Linked DNA regions of Homo sapiens: region 2 is linked to region 1. Evidence: read pairs that join two places in POLR2A ChIA-PET (ENCODE). Cell type or tissue: PC-9. All regions are shown on one strand. Each heading gives the region's core, and the rest is flanking DNA. Links, peaks and the distances in the headings are about the cores only.

Region 1 (7,896 bases), core at 1,386-6,385:
GTGCATTTTGGTTAAGGGATAACTCAGCCTGTTTTTTTGTTTGTTTTTTGTTTCTATTGTTTTTCTGAGGCAGAGTTTCACTGTTCTCACCCAGGCTGGAGTGCAGTGGCGCGATCTTGGCTCACTGCAACTTCTGCCACCTGGATTCAAGTGCCAGCCTCAGGTGCCTCAGCCGCAGCCTCCCAAGTAGCTGGGATTACAGGTGCCCACCACCATGCCAGGCTAATTTTTGTATTTTTAGTAGAGACGGGGTTTCACCTTGTTGGCCAGGCTGGTCTCGAATTCCTGACCTCAGGTGATTCACCTGCCTTGGCCTCCCAAAGTGCTGGCATTACAGGTGTGAGCCACCATGCCTGGCCTGCATTTTAAGTCTGCATTTATTTGGATACTAGTTTGTAAACATCTTTTTATATGCTTTTTGGTCAGTTGTAATTCTTTTGTGAATGGCCTGTTTAAGTAATTGTCTACTTTTTTGTAATTTTAATTATTTTTAATTACTTGAAGAATGCATATGTAGATCCTCCTTTATGAGAAAAGAATAGACCCTGATAGATGAAGCTATAAAGTTCTATAACATATCTTCATTGAACGTGTGATTTTTTTTAAAGTATAAATAGCATATTCATATTTTTGCAAATTGCTTGTTTTCAGTACGCAGCGTTTTGAGAGCTGTGTATGTTAATGCAGTTGACTCCCGAACAGTGGGTTTGAATTGCTCAGGCCTACTTATACCTAGCTTTTATTCAACCAAACACATAATGGCCAGCATATATGAGGAGCTAACTTTTCATATGTGTGGTCTCCACAGGGCCGACTGCAGGACTTGAGTATGCATGGATTTGGTTATATGTGGGTGGTCCTAGAACTAGTCTCCTATGTGTGCCAAGGGACAGCTGTACATGTGGGCCTAATCCTTTCCTTTTAAAAATTTATTTGAGATATCATCATTCATATACCATGCAATTCATCTTCAGTGGTTTTAAAATATTTACCAAGTTGTGGCCCGGCATGGTGGCTTATGCCTGTAATCCCAGCACTTTGGGAGGCCGAGGTGGGCAGATCATGAGGTCAGGAGTTTGAGACCAGCCTGACCAACATGGTGAAACCCCATCTCTACTAAAAACACAAAAATTAGCCAGGCTTGGTGGCACGTACCTGTAATCCCAGCTACTTGGGAGGCTGAGACAGGAGAATTGCTTGAACCCGGGAGGCGGAGGTTGCAGTGAGCCGAGATCACACCACTGCACTCCAGCCTGGGTGACAGAGCGAGACTCCATCTCAAAAAAAAGAGGCCAGGCATGGTGGCTCACGCCTGTAATCCCAGCACTTTGGGAGGCCAAGGTGGGTGGATCACGAGGTCAGGAGATCGAGACCATCCTGGCTAACACGGTGAAACCCCGTCTCTAATAAAAATACAAAAAATTCGCCTGTGTGGTGGGGCACGCCTGTAGTCCCAACTACTCAGGAGGCTGAAGCAGGAGAATCTCTTGAACCCAGGAGGCAGAGGCTACAGTGAGCCAGATCGCACCACTGCACTCCAGCCTGGGCGACAGAGCGAGACTTTGTCTCATCTCAAAAGAAAAAAAAGATATTTACCAAGTTGAATGATCATCTCCACTATCTAATTCCAGAACATTTTTCATCACCCCAGAAAGAAACTCCATAGCCCTTAGTCACTCTCCACCCTCCTCCCCTCCTAGCCCTGTTAACTATTAACTACTTTCTCTATCAATGGGTTTGTCTATTCTGGGTATCTCATACAATGGAATTATACGATATGTGGCATTTCATACCAGCCTTATTTTCTTTAGCATGTTTTTAAAGTTTATCCAGTTTGCAGCATATATCAGTATTTCATTGCTTTTTATGGCTGAATAATATTTCATTGTTTAGACATTCATCAGGTGGTGGACATTTACATTGTTTCTACTTGTTGGCTGTTCTGAATAATGCTCCCGTGAACATCTGTGTACAAGTTTTTGTGTGGACATATGTTTCTAACTCTCTTGGGTATATGTTTAGGAGTGGAATTGCTGGGTCATGTGGTAACTCTGTTTAGTTTCTACAGAATTGCTAAACTGTTTTCCATAGCAGCTGTACCATTTTACAATCTGACCAGCAATATGAGGGTTCCAGTTTCTCCACATCCTTTTTACCACTTGTCTGTCTGTCTTCTTTTTTTTTTTTTTTTTTTTTTGAGACAGAGTCTCACTCTGTCACCAGGTTGGAGTGCGGTGGCACTATCTCGGCTCACTGCAACCTCCACCTCCCAGATTCAAGCAATTCTGTCTCAGCCTCCCAAGTAGCTGGGATTATAGGTGCCCACCACCACACCCAGCTGATTTTTGTATTTTTAGTAGAGACAAGATTTCACTATGTTGGTCAGGCTGATCTCGAACTCCTGACCTCAGGTGATCCTCCTGCCTCGGGCTCCCAGAATGCTGGGATTACAGGCATGAGCCACTGCGCCCAGCCTGTCTTTCTTTATTCATAGTGGATATGAAGTGGTATCTCATCATGGGCTTCTTTTGGTTTTATTTTGTTTTTAGAAACAGGGTCTTGCTCTGTCGCCCAGGCTACGATGCAGTGGCGCAATCATAGCTGACAGTAGCCTCACCTTCCTGGGTTCAAGTTGTCCTCCCACCTCAGCATCCTGAATAGCTGAGACTACAGGCAAATGCCACCCTAGAGACAGGGTCTCATTTATGTTGCCCAGGCTGGTCCCGAACTCTTGGGCTCAAGTGATCCTCCTGCCTTGGCTTCCCAAAGTGCTGGGATTTTTGTGCTACCTCCTGGGACTCACTGTGGTTTTGATTTGCATTTCCCTAATGACTAATGATGTTAATCTTTTCTTAGGTTTATTGGCCATTTGTCTGTCTTCTTTGGAGAAGTGTCAATTTAAATCCTTTGTCTTTCTTTTTCTTTCCCCCCAGACGGAGTTTCGCTCTTATTGCCCAGACTGGAGTGCAGTGGTGTGATCGAGGCTCACTGCAACCTCCACCTCTCGGATTCAAGCAGTTCTCAGCCTCAGGCTCCTGAGTAGCTGGGATTACAGGCGCCTGCCAACATGCCCGGCTAATTTTTTTGTATTTTTAGTAGAGATGGGGGTTTCACCATCTTGGCCAAGCTGGTCTTGAACTCCTGACCTTGTGATCCGCCCACCTCAGCCTCCCAAACCAACAACATTTTATGTAAAGAAATATAGGATACTTGTAGTAGCTGTTTAAAGGAAAGAATTTATCTCCTGGTAACTTAACAAAATTAGATTTTTGCCCCTTGTTTTTGGAGTAAAAATGCATTGGCCAGGCATGGTGGTTCATGCCTGTAATGCCAGCCGTTTGGAAGGCCAAGGCGGGTGGATCACCTGAGGTTGGGAGTTTGAGACCAGCCTGACCAACATGGAGAAACCCCATCTCTACTAAAAATACAAAATTAGCTGGGTGTGGTGGCGCATGCTTGTAATCCCAGCTACTCGGGAGGCGGAGGTTGCGGTGAGCTGAGATCGCGCCATTGCACTCCAGCCTGGGCAACAAGAGTGAAACTCTGTCTCAAAAAACAAAACAAAACAAAAAAGTGCATTGCAATGCTTGTATTTTTTTTTCCCAAAATAGCATTTTGATAAATAACATTGAATCCTTGAATTTAGGGATATGTTGAAAATATGTCAGTGTAAAATTGTGTTGCAAATATTCAAGTCAAATTTAAGCAACCTTTCAACAATAAGCAAAGAGGGATGTGATTTGTTGGTGTTTAATCATTTTCCTTTTGATCTAATTTCCTTAGAGAAATATTTTGTACTTGTGCTCTCAGGCCAGATTTTCCTGTCACACTGCCTGAACTAGATCAGCGGCTTCTCTGCCCTTTAATCCTTGCCCTGTTTACCATCAGTAACAATTGTAAACTAGTGCCTCATCATTATAAAGGCAGTAACTATCTTTCCCATTGATGGGAAGTGGTGATTATTTACTTAGGCTTGTGTTAGTCACAGATGCTTCAAATAGCTTGATCTTTTTCTTTAAGCATTTATACGTGATCAGCAAATAGGAAACATGGATGAAACCGCTTATTCCTTAAAATTTGCTAATAGAATTTATCCGAAATGTTTTTTTTTTTTTTGAGACTGAGTCTCGCTCTATTGCCCAGGCTGAAGTGCAGTGGTGTGATCCCAGCTCACTACAACCTCTGCTTTCCAGGTTCAAGCAATTCTCGTGCCTCAGCCTCCCCAGTTGCTAGGATTACAGGCACAAGACAACACGCCCGGATAATTTGTATATTTTTAGTAATGACAGGGTTTCACTATGTTGGCTAGGCTGGTCTTGAACTCCTGACCTTAAGTGATCCACCTGCCTCAGCCTCCCAGAGTGCTAGGATTACAGGCGTTAGCCACCTTGGCCGGCCCAGAATGTGTTTTTAATTAGTCTTGTGTTTAAGAACAGAAACATGGCTGGGCGCAGTGGCTCATGCCTGTAATCCCAGCACTTTGGGAGGCTGAGGTGGGTGTTTCATGAGGTCAGAAGATCGAGACCATCCTGGCCAACATGGTGAAACCCCATCTCTACTAAAAGTACAAAAATGAGCTGGGTGTGGTGGCATGCACCTGTAGTCCCAGCTACTCCAGAGGCTGAGGCAGGAGAATTGCTTGGACCCAGGAGGCGGAGGTTGCAGTGAGCCCAGATCGTGCCACTGCACTCCAGTCTGGGTGACAGAATGAGACTCCGTCTCAAAAAAAAAAAAAAAAAAGAAGAACAGAAACACAAGAATTGATTGAATTGATAATGAAGTGGTTTTGTTTGTTTTTGAGACAGAGTTCTGTTGCCTAGGCTGGAGTATAGTGACGTGGTCTTGGCTCACTGCAACCTCCGCCTCCCAGGTAACCATCAAGGGATTCTCCTGCCTCAGCCTCTCAGGTAGCTGGGATTACAGGCACCCGCCACCACACCTGGCTAATTTTTGTATTTTTAGTAAAGACAGGGTTTCGCCATGTTGGCCAGGGTGGTCTCAAACTCCTGACCTCAGGTGATCCACCCGCCTCGGCCTCCCAAAGTGCTGGGATTACAGGCCTGAGCCACCCCGCTCAGCCTAAAGTTGTTTTTTTAATATGGAATTGTCTACTTTTTTCATTTAGATTAGTTTGTAAAGACGTAGGTGTGCTTGCTAGTGCAGTGTTCCCTATAATCTGTGGATAGATATTTATATTTAAAATTTTCCCAAAGGAAAAAAAATTCCATGAATTTTTTTTTTTCTCTGCAGTTCTCTCTTTCTAGTTGGGTTACACAAAAATGTATTACTTAGACATACTAGCTTTGTATTTGCCACCTGTACCTATAAGAGATTCTCTACCAAATTGCTTTCTGAGGTCCCCGGTTACCATTAGTAGGGTTAGGCTGAGTTAAGCATGTATGTCCAAACCCAGCTACTTGGGAGGTGGGAGGATCCCTTGAGAACAGAAATTTGAGGCTAGCCTGGACAACATAGCAAGACAGCAGCTCTTAAAAAAAAAGTCGCTGGGTGCGGTGGCTCATGCCTGTAATCCCAGCACTTTGGGAGGCTGAGGCAGGCGGATCACCTGAGGTCAGGAATTTGAGACCAGCCTGACCAACATGGTCAAACCCCATCTCTACTAAAAAATACAAAATTAGCCGGGCGTGGTGACACATGCCTGTAATCCCAGCTACTTCGGAGGCTGAGGCAAGAGAATTGCTTGAACCCTGGAGGCGAGGCGAAGGTTGCAGTAAGCCGAGATTGCACCATTGCACACTAGTCTGGGCAACAAGAGCGAAACTCTGTCTCAAAAAAAAAAAAAAGTAAATATATCCATATATCTACATCCTATAACCATGTGTTGTTTTATGTTTATTTGTTTTGTTTATAATAAGAGGGCACGATGGGCACCATCTCGGCTCACTGCAACCTCTGCCTCCCAGGTTCAAGCAGTTCTCCTGCCTCAGCCTGCTGAGTAGCTGGGTTTACAGGTAGTTACCATGCCCGGCTAGTTTTTGTATTTTTAGTAGAGACAGGGTTTCACCATGTTGGCCAGGCTGGTCTTGAACTCCTAAGCTCAAGTGATCCACCCGTCTTGGCCTTCCAAAGTGCTGGGTTTACAGGTGTGAGCCACTGTGCCCCGCCAACATCCTATAACCATGTTTTGAAAAGAAAGAGTAGGCTGGCCTCAGTGGGTCACGCCTGTAATCCCAAGCACTTTCGGAGGCCAAGGTGGGAGGGTTACTCGAGTCCAGGAGTTTGAGACCCGCCTGGGCAACATCATGAGACCCTGTCTCTACAGAAGATTTTTAAAAGTAGGCAGGCATCGGCCGGGCGCAGTGGCTCATGCCTGTAATCCCAGCACTTTGGGAGGCCGAGGCGGGCAGATCACGAGGTCAGGAGATCGAGAGGCGCCTGTAGTCCCAGCTACTCGGGAGGCTAAGGCAGGAGAATGGCGTGAACCTGGGAGGTGGAGCTTGCAGTGAGGCGAGATTGTACCACTGCACTCCAGCCTGGGCGACAGAGCAAGACTCCATCTCAAAAAAAAAAAAAAAAAGTAGGCAGGCGTGGTGGCGTGTGCCTGTAGTCCTGGATACTCAGGGAGGCTGAGGTGGGAGGATTGCTTGAGCTTAGGAGGTCAAGACTGCAGTGAGTAGTGATCACGCCACTGCACTTCAGCCTGGGCAACAGAGCGATACCCTGTCTCAAAAAAAAAAAAGAGAAAAGAAAAATAAATCACCTTTAACATAGGATATACTGTAGCTGATCCATTGGAATTGAGAAATCCTTATAAATGTATTCATCCACTGTGTATCCGCAAAGTTTTTTTTTTAATTATACTTTAAGTTCTAGGGTACACATGTACAACGTGCAGGTTTGTTACATAGGTATACATGTGCCATGTTGGTGTGCTGCACCCGTTAACTCATCATTTACATTAGGTATATCTCCTAATGCTATCCCTCCCCCCTCCCCCCACCCCATGACAGGCCCCGGTGTGTGATGTTCCCCACCCTGTGTCCAAGTGTTCTCATTGTTCAGTTCCCATCTATGAGTGAGAACATGCGGTGTTTGGTTTTCTGTCCTTGCGATAGTTTGCTCAGAATGATGGTTTCTAGCTTCATCCATGTCCCTACAAAGGACATGAACTCATCACTGTGTATCCACAAATTTTTTTTTTTTTTTTTTTTTTTTTTTGAGACAGAGTCTCACTTTGTCGCCCAGGCTGGAGTGCAGTGGTGCAATCTCATCTCACTGCAAGCTCCACCTCCCGGGTTCATACCATTCTCCTGCCTCAGCCTCCCGAGCAGCTGGGACTACAGGCGCCCACCACCACACCCAGCTAATTTTTCTATTTTTAGTAGAGACAGGGTTTTACCGTGTTAGCCAGGTCTCGATCTCCTGACCTCGTGATCTGTCCCCCTCGGCCTCCCAAAGTGCTGGGATTACAGGCCTGAGCCACCATGCCTGGCCAAAAATTTTTAAAAGAAAAAAGAGACTCTTTTTATCCTCACTTTAAACTACCTTTGTATTGCTTTCAAAGTCTGCATGATTATCTTTAAATCCAATCAGTATGACTGAGAAAGCAGTATTTTGTTAGTTTCTTAGTGGTTTTTTGATCAGAGAAATAGGAACTAGTGGAGTAAAGATAAAATAAGAAAGATATGAAATAATTATATATATATTTTTTTCTGAGATGGAGTCTTGCTCTATCTCCCAGGCTGGAGTGCAATGGCGCAATCTCAGCTCACTGCAACCTCCACCTCCTGGGTTCAAGCGATTCTCCTGCCTCAGCCTCCCGAGTAGCTGGGATTACAGGTGTCTGCCACCACGCCCAGCTAATTTTTGTATTTTTTTTTTTTTTTTTAGTAGAGACGGGGTTTCATCATGTTGGCCAGGCTGGTTTCTAACTCC
Region 2 (5,000 bases), core at 1-5,000, 700 kb before region 1:
TTGCTAAGCATTCATGTTTACCTCTCTGAAACTATTATAACCTATTACTCTCATTGGAAGGTATCAAAACCACAAGACACAATGGTAAGAAATATCATGGAATTCCTATCACTAACCTGCAAAAGCTCTTGCTTCATCTGTAGGAACTGCCCTGAGATGACGTAGATCACTCTTATTGCCCACAAGCATGATAACAATGTTACTATCAGCATGATCTCTCAGTTCTTTCAGCCATCGCTCTACATTTTCATATGTGAGATGTTTAGCAATGTCATAAACCAATAAGGCACCTACAGCTCCACGATAATATCTGAAAACAGAAACATATTTAGTATCAGAAAACCACAAGATGGAAGCAAACACCAGGAAGAACTCAAAATATGGATCATGAGTTTTAAAAACATACTTATAAATAAATTTCTAAGGATTCCTAATACTAGAATTCTTAAAAGAAAAAAACAACAGTTCTTTTTCCAATACCAAAAGTCAGCTAATTCACTCGATGGCAACCCATTTCACAGAACTTAAAAACCATGAGACTTACGCTGATGTTATAGCTCGATATCGCTCTTGCCCTGCTGTGTCCCATATCTGTGCCTTTATTGTTTTTCCATCAACCTGGATGCTTCTTGTTGCAAACTCTACTCCAATGGTGCTCTTGCTTTCCAGATTAAACTCATTTCGAGTAAATCGAGACAGGAGATTACTCTTTCCAACACCAGAATCTCCAATAAGGACAACTGGAAAGACAAAGAATTCAATGTCAGATGAATGAGGCAAACATATTCAGAACACCACTATGCTTTCAACAGAATGAAGTTTGGCTTCAGAGTAAATAAAGCAAGAAAAATAAGGTATATGACTTTTAAAAAGGAATGGGGGTAGGGGGTTGAACAGCATGTTCTTGACCAGTTACCAATCAATAAAACCGATTTATTCTTTTCAACCTGTTTCTACCTGCATGACTTCCACATATCATCTGCTTAGCACAGATACGGTACCCTGTCTTAAACATGCAGTTTTAATCACAGATGCCCTTGGCATTGATGACAGGCATTAATTACCGTCAATGCTATGCCAATCTTACTACTTTAGAAGATAACAACTTCAAAGATAAATCCTAAACTAAATGAATAATTTATGATATTAAAATGTAATGTATCAGAAATGAAAACAACAAAGGCTGTTAGTGGGTAGGGAAGGACAAAATGAATATACTTCGTTTCATCAAAGACTGGGTGTGACCTCAGGACTGAGACCTAGGCAAAATGAAAAACATTTAACATATGAGGCATAGGGTTTATAAACATCACCATACAGATCACAGAAACTAAAATGACCTTTAATAGTTGCATTTATCAGATTGGTTCAAAGTTAGAGACCCCTCTGCCAAAAAAACCCAAGCCACTACAGATAAACAGGGGGTATTAGGAAACTAATAATTCTGACATACTGTGAGTCAAAACCAAAGCAAGTGCCGGGTGTGGTGGCTCACACCTGTAATCCCAGCATTTTGGAAGGCCAAGGTGGGCGGATTGCTTGACGCCAAGAGTTCGAGACTAGCCTGGCCAACATGGTGAAAACCCCATCTCTATAAAAATACAAAAATTAGCCAGGTGTGGTGGTGGGCGCATGTAATCCCAACTACTTGTGGGCCTGAGGCATGAGAATAGCTTGAACCCGGGAAGCAGAGGTTGCAGTGGGCCGAGATTGTGTCACTGCACTCCAGCCTGGGCGACACACTGAGACTCTGTCTTAAAAAAATAAATAAAATAAAATACAACAAAGCAAGGAGGGCATATACTTTCACTTATGACTCCATGATTTTTTTGAAAATAGGTCTTGATTAGATGAATTTGCTTCCTGTGATTTCTATAGGCAGCAGTTTATTTACTAACTAGATACATGGAGATTCTTTTTCACTCAAAGTGGTATTACGCTTAAGAATTTCAAAAACAATGGAGAAACAGGCAGTTAAGTTGTTTTAAAACATTTTCTATCTGAATTTAAAGTTCAAAATGAGTTCACACGTTTATAGAATCTGAGCTAGATATTTTTTCCTTTGTAAAAATTGGTATCAGCATTTCAGGAAACATTACATTCGTTCCTACTTTTGACTACTAAGACTTCTTCTTATCTAAACTAGCTAATTGATTTAGACATCAGGACTAGAAAATCAAACATACAAAAATAAGGCCAAGGAGTAAGACCATTCCTTACTAAAGAGACTGGGATGGTGGTACGAGTGGAAAGAATGGTAAAAACTGAGAGCTCACTGCATTCTGGTCAGAGGGCAAAGAGAGTCCATTATACATTCCCTCCTTGCCACAGGAGTGGATATAAGCTAGCCTCTGGACAGTCTTGGACAGAGTACATTATCAAATGCATATCTTTCTGGCTTTCTCAGTCAGCTGATTCAGCAAGAAATCATTCAGGAGGCAGTGAATCCAATGCAGCACAAAGAATGGTTATTTCTAACTAGAGAGTCAACTAGAGGGTGTCAAAGATGCTGTGGCAAACACATACATGCTTTTATTTGATATCAGAAGAAAATGTCAAAGTTATTAAAGTGATGTACAAAAGCAATGCACTTTCAATTTTATAGGATGGTTAGTTGATATACTAGTTTCCAAGGTCCACCATTCTGGATATGAAGTCAAATCTCAGTTTCAGTTAATAGTCTATTATTAATAGGATACATTCACTGTTGCCTCTTAGTACAAAAGGCTGGATGTTTGCTAAGGAAATGGCCTTTGAATCACTTATACAAAAAAAAAAATTTAAATACAAAAAAATACACAAAAAATACATGAATAAATACAAACAAAAAAATTAGACAGGCACGGTGGTGCATGCCTGTAGTCCCAACTACTCAGGAGGCTGAGGTGGGCAAATGGCTTGAGCCTGGGAGGCAGAGGTTGTGGTGAGCCTGGACTGTGCACCACTGTACTCTAGCCGGGGGAGTAGAGCCAGAACTTGTCTCAAAAAAAAAACTTCCAGCACTTTCTTTCTTTCTTTCTTTTTTTGAGACAGGGTCTCACTGTCGCCCAGGCTGGAGTGCCACGGCACAAGCAGAGCCCACTGCAGCCTAGACCTCCCAGGCTCAGAGGATCCTCCCACCTCAGCCTCCCTAGTAGCTGGAACTACAGGCACATGCCAACACGCTCAGCTAATTTTTTGTATTTTCTGTAGAGATGGGGTTTTGCCATGTTGCCCAGGCTGGGTCTCAAACTCCAGGGCTCAAAAGATCCACTCGCTTTGGCCTCCCAAAGTACTGGGATTACAGGTATGAGCCACCATGCCCGGCCAACTCCAGCACTTTCAAGTTTTGGTTTCCTCCCTTTTGACCTCCACTTTTAACTAATGATTATGTTCATTATCTCACCAATCTCAACTCCTTATACCATCATAAAGATAGCAAGGGAACTTTTCTCTTAATGTAACCAATTAATGTTAACACTACAAAAAAAAAGCACTCTAATCTGAAAATAACTCAAAATTCATGAATGTTTTAAAAAGTTATCTCAACTAGGCCGGGCGTGGTGGCTCACACCTGTAATCCCAGCACTTTGGAAGGCCAAGGAGGGTGGATCACCTGAGGTCGGGAGTTTGAGACCAGCCTGACCAACATGGAGAAACCTCATCTCTACTAAAAACACAAAATTAGCCAGGTGTGGTGGCGCATGCCCGTAGTCCCAGCTACTCAGGAGGCCGAAGCAGGAGAATTGCTTGAAGCGGGAGGCGGAGGTTGCAGTAAGCTGAAATCGCAGTAAGCTGAAATCGCGCCATTGCACTCCAGCCTGGGCAACAAGAGTGAAACTCCATCTCAAAAAAAAAAAAAAAAGTTATCAACTAGACATCTGCTGTATTTGAGTATCATCGCAAATACCTAATACTGAATATCAAGCTGCTAAATGCATAAAAGCAGAATATACATATTAATTATCCATTGAAAATTTCTGCCTCTTCAACCACATTTAGTTTTATACTTTCTCTTGCAAACTAATTTACTGGACTAAAATATAATTCATCAAAGACAGTACCTCAACCCTAAAAGTTACCACGTGAGAGAATAACTGGTAATTTTCATTCTAGTTTTCATAAATTTGGAGACATTTCTATTCTTTCAACTATATTCATAGTCCAACCTCCTCAAAAGTTTTTAATATACAATGCGTTCAAGGCAGGACACAGTGGCTCATGCCTGTAATCTCAGCACTCTGAGAGGCCAAGGTGGGAGGATCCCTTGAGCCCAGGAGTTTGAGACCAGCCTGGGCAACGTAGGGAGACCCTATCTCTACAAAAAAGAAAATTTTATTTCTGTAAGTGGGATAGTCTTAAAAAAAAAAAAATAGCCAGGCATGGTGGAGCACATTTGTAGTTGCAGCTACTTGGGAGGCTGAGGCAGGAGGATTTCTTGAGCACAGGAATTTGAGGCTGCAGTGGGCTATGACTGTGCCATGGCACTCCAGACTGGGCAACAGAGGGAGACCCTGCCTCAAAAAATATATATATATAGATATAGATATAGATATAATGCATACAATAAGGCTCAAGTCTAGACAAGTTTTTCCAGATTCAGCAGAATCTGAGTTGCTCAACCAAAACTTGTGAAAGAAAAACTACTACCAAGATGCAAGACAGCAAAGTTCCTATGATAATTTCTACTGACAATCAGCTGATGGTTAATTACTACTGACCTCCAATGTGATTGAAAAGAAAATGTCTTAAGCAATAGACTATGTATCCAGATATTTTCAGAAAATCTAACTGTGGATTGGTGTCTACCACACAATATTTGTAAACAGAAATCATGATTGATGCTTACTTATGTCCCACAGGGCCTTAACCACATTGTTCGTAAATACTTAAGGAATTAAAGTTTTAAAAATAAAAAGTCAACTTTAAATAAAATAAAACTAATTCCCTCCCACCAAAAGTCTCACTATTGGGCTTAAATAAAGGTTACTGTTCAAGAACAAACACATAATTTAGAATAA

The links. ChIA-PET counts read pairs that join two places held together with the same protein. Peaks named below come from ENCODE experiments on the same cell type or tissue, not always from the same donor. Only the 100,000 strongest peaks of a DNase experiment are listed, where the experiment ranks them.
Region 2: POLR2A ChIA-PET joins it to region 1 with 6 read pairs; 4 of 35 experiments call an interaction of 5 or more read pairs at or near these places.

What each region holds. Positions count from the first base shown.
Region 1 is chr15:65,167,667-65,175,562 of GRCh38, reverse strand. All of the region lies in intron 3 of CLPX (caseinolytic mitochondrial matrix peptidase chaperone subunit X), which reads left to right. Among named protein-coding and RNA genes, the nearest start is that of CLPX, 14 kb to the left of the region's middle. In PC-9, for the core only: no CTCF peak of the experiment used is centred there; a DNase peak (open chromatin) is centred at 3,912.
Region 2 is chr15:65,873,072-65,878,071 of GRCh38, reverse strand. It overlaps RAB11A (RAB11A, member RAS oncogene family), which reads right to left. Exons shown (of 5, transcript NM_004663.5): 2 at 545-740; 3 at 117-310. Among named protein-coding and RNA genes, the nearest start is that of RAB11A, 6.1 kb to the right of the region's middle. In PC-9, for the core only: no CTCF peak of the experiment used is centred there; no DNase peak of the experiment used is centred there.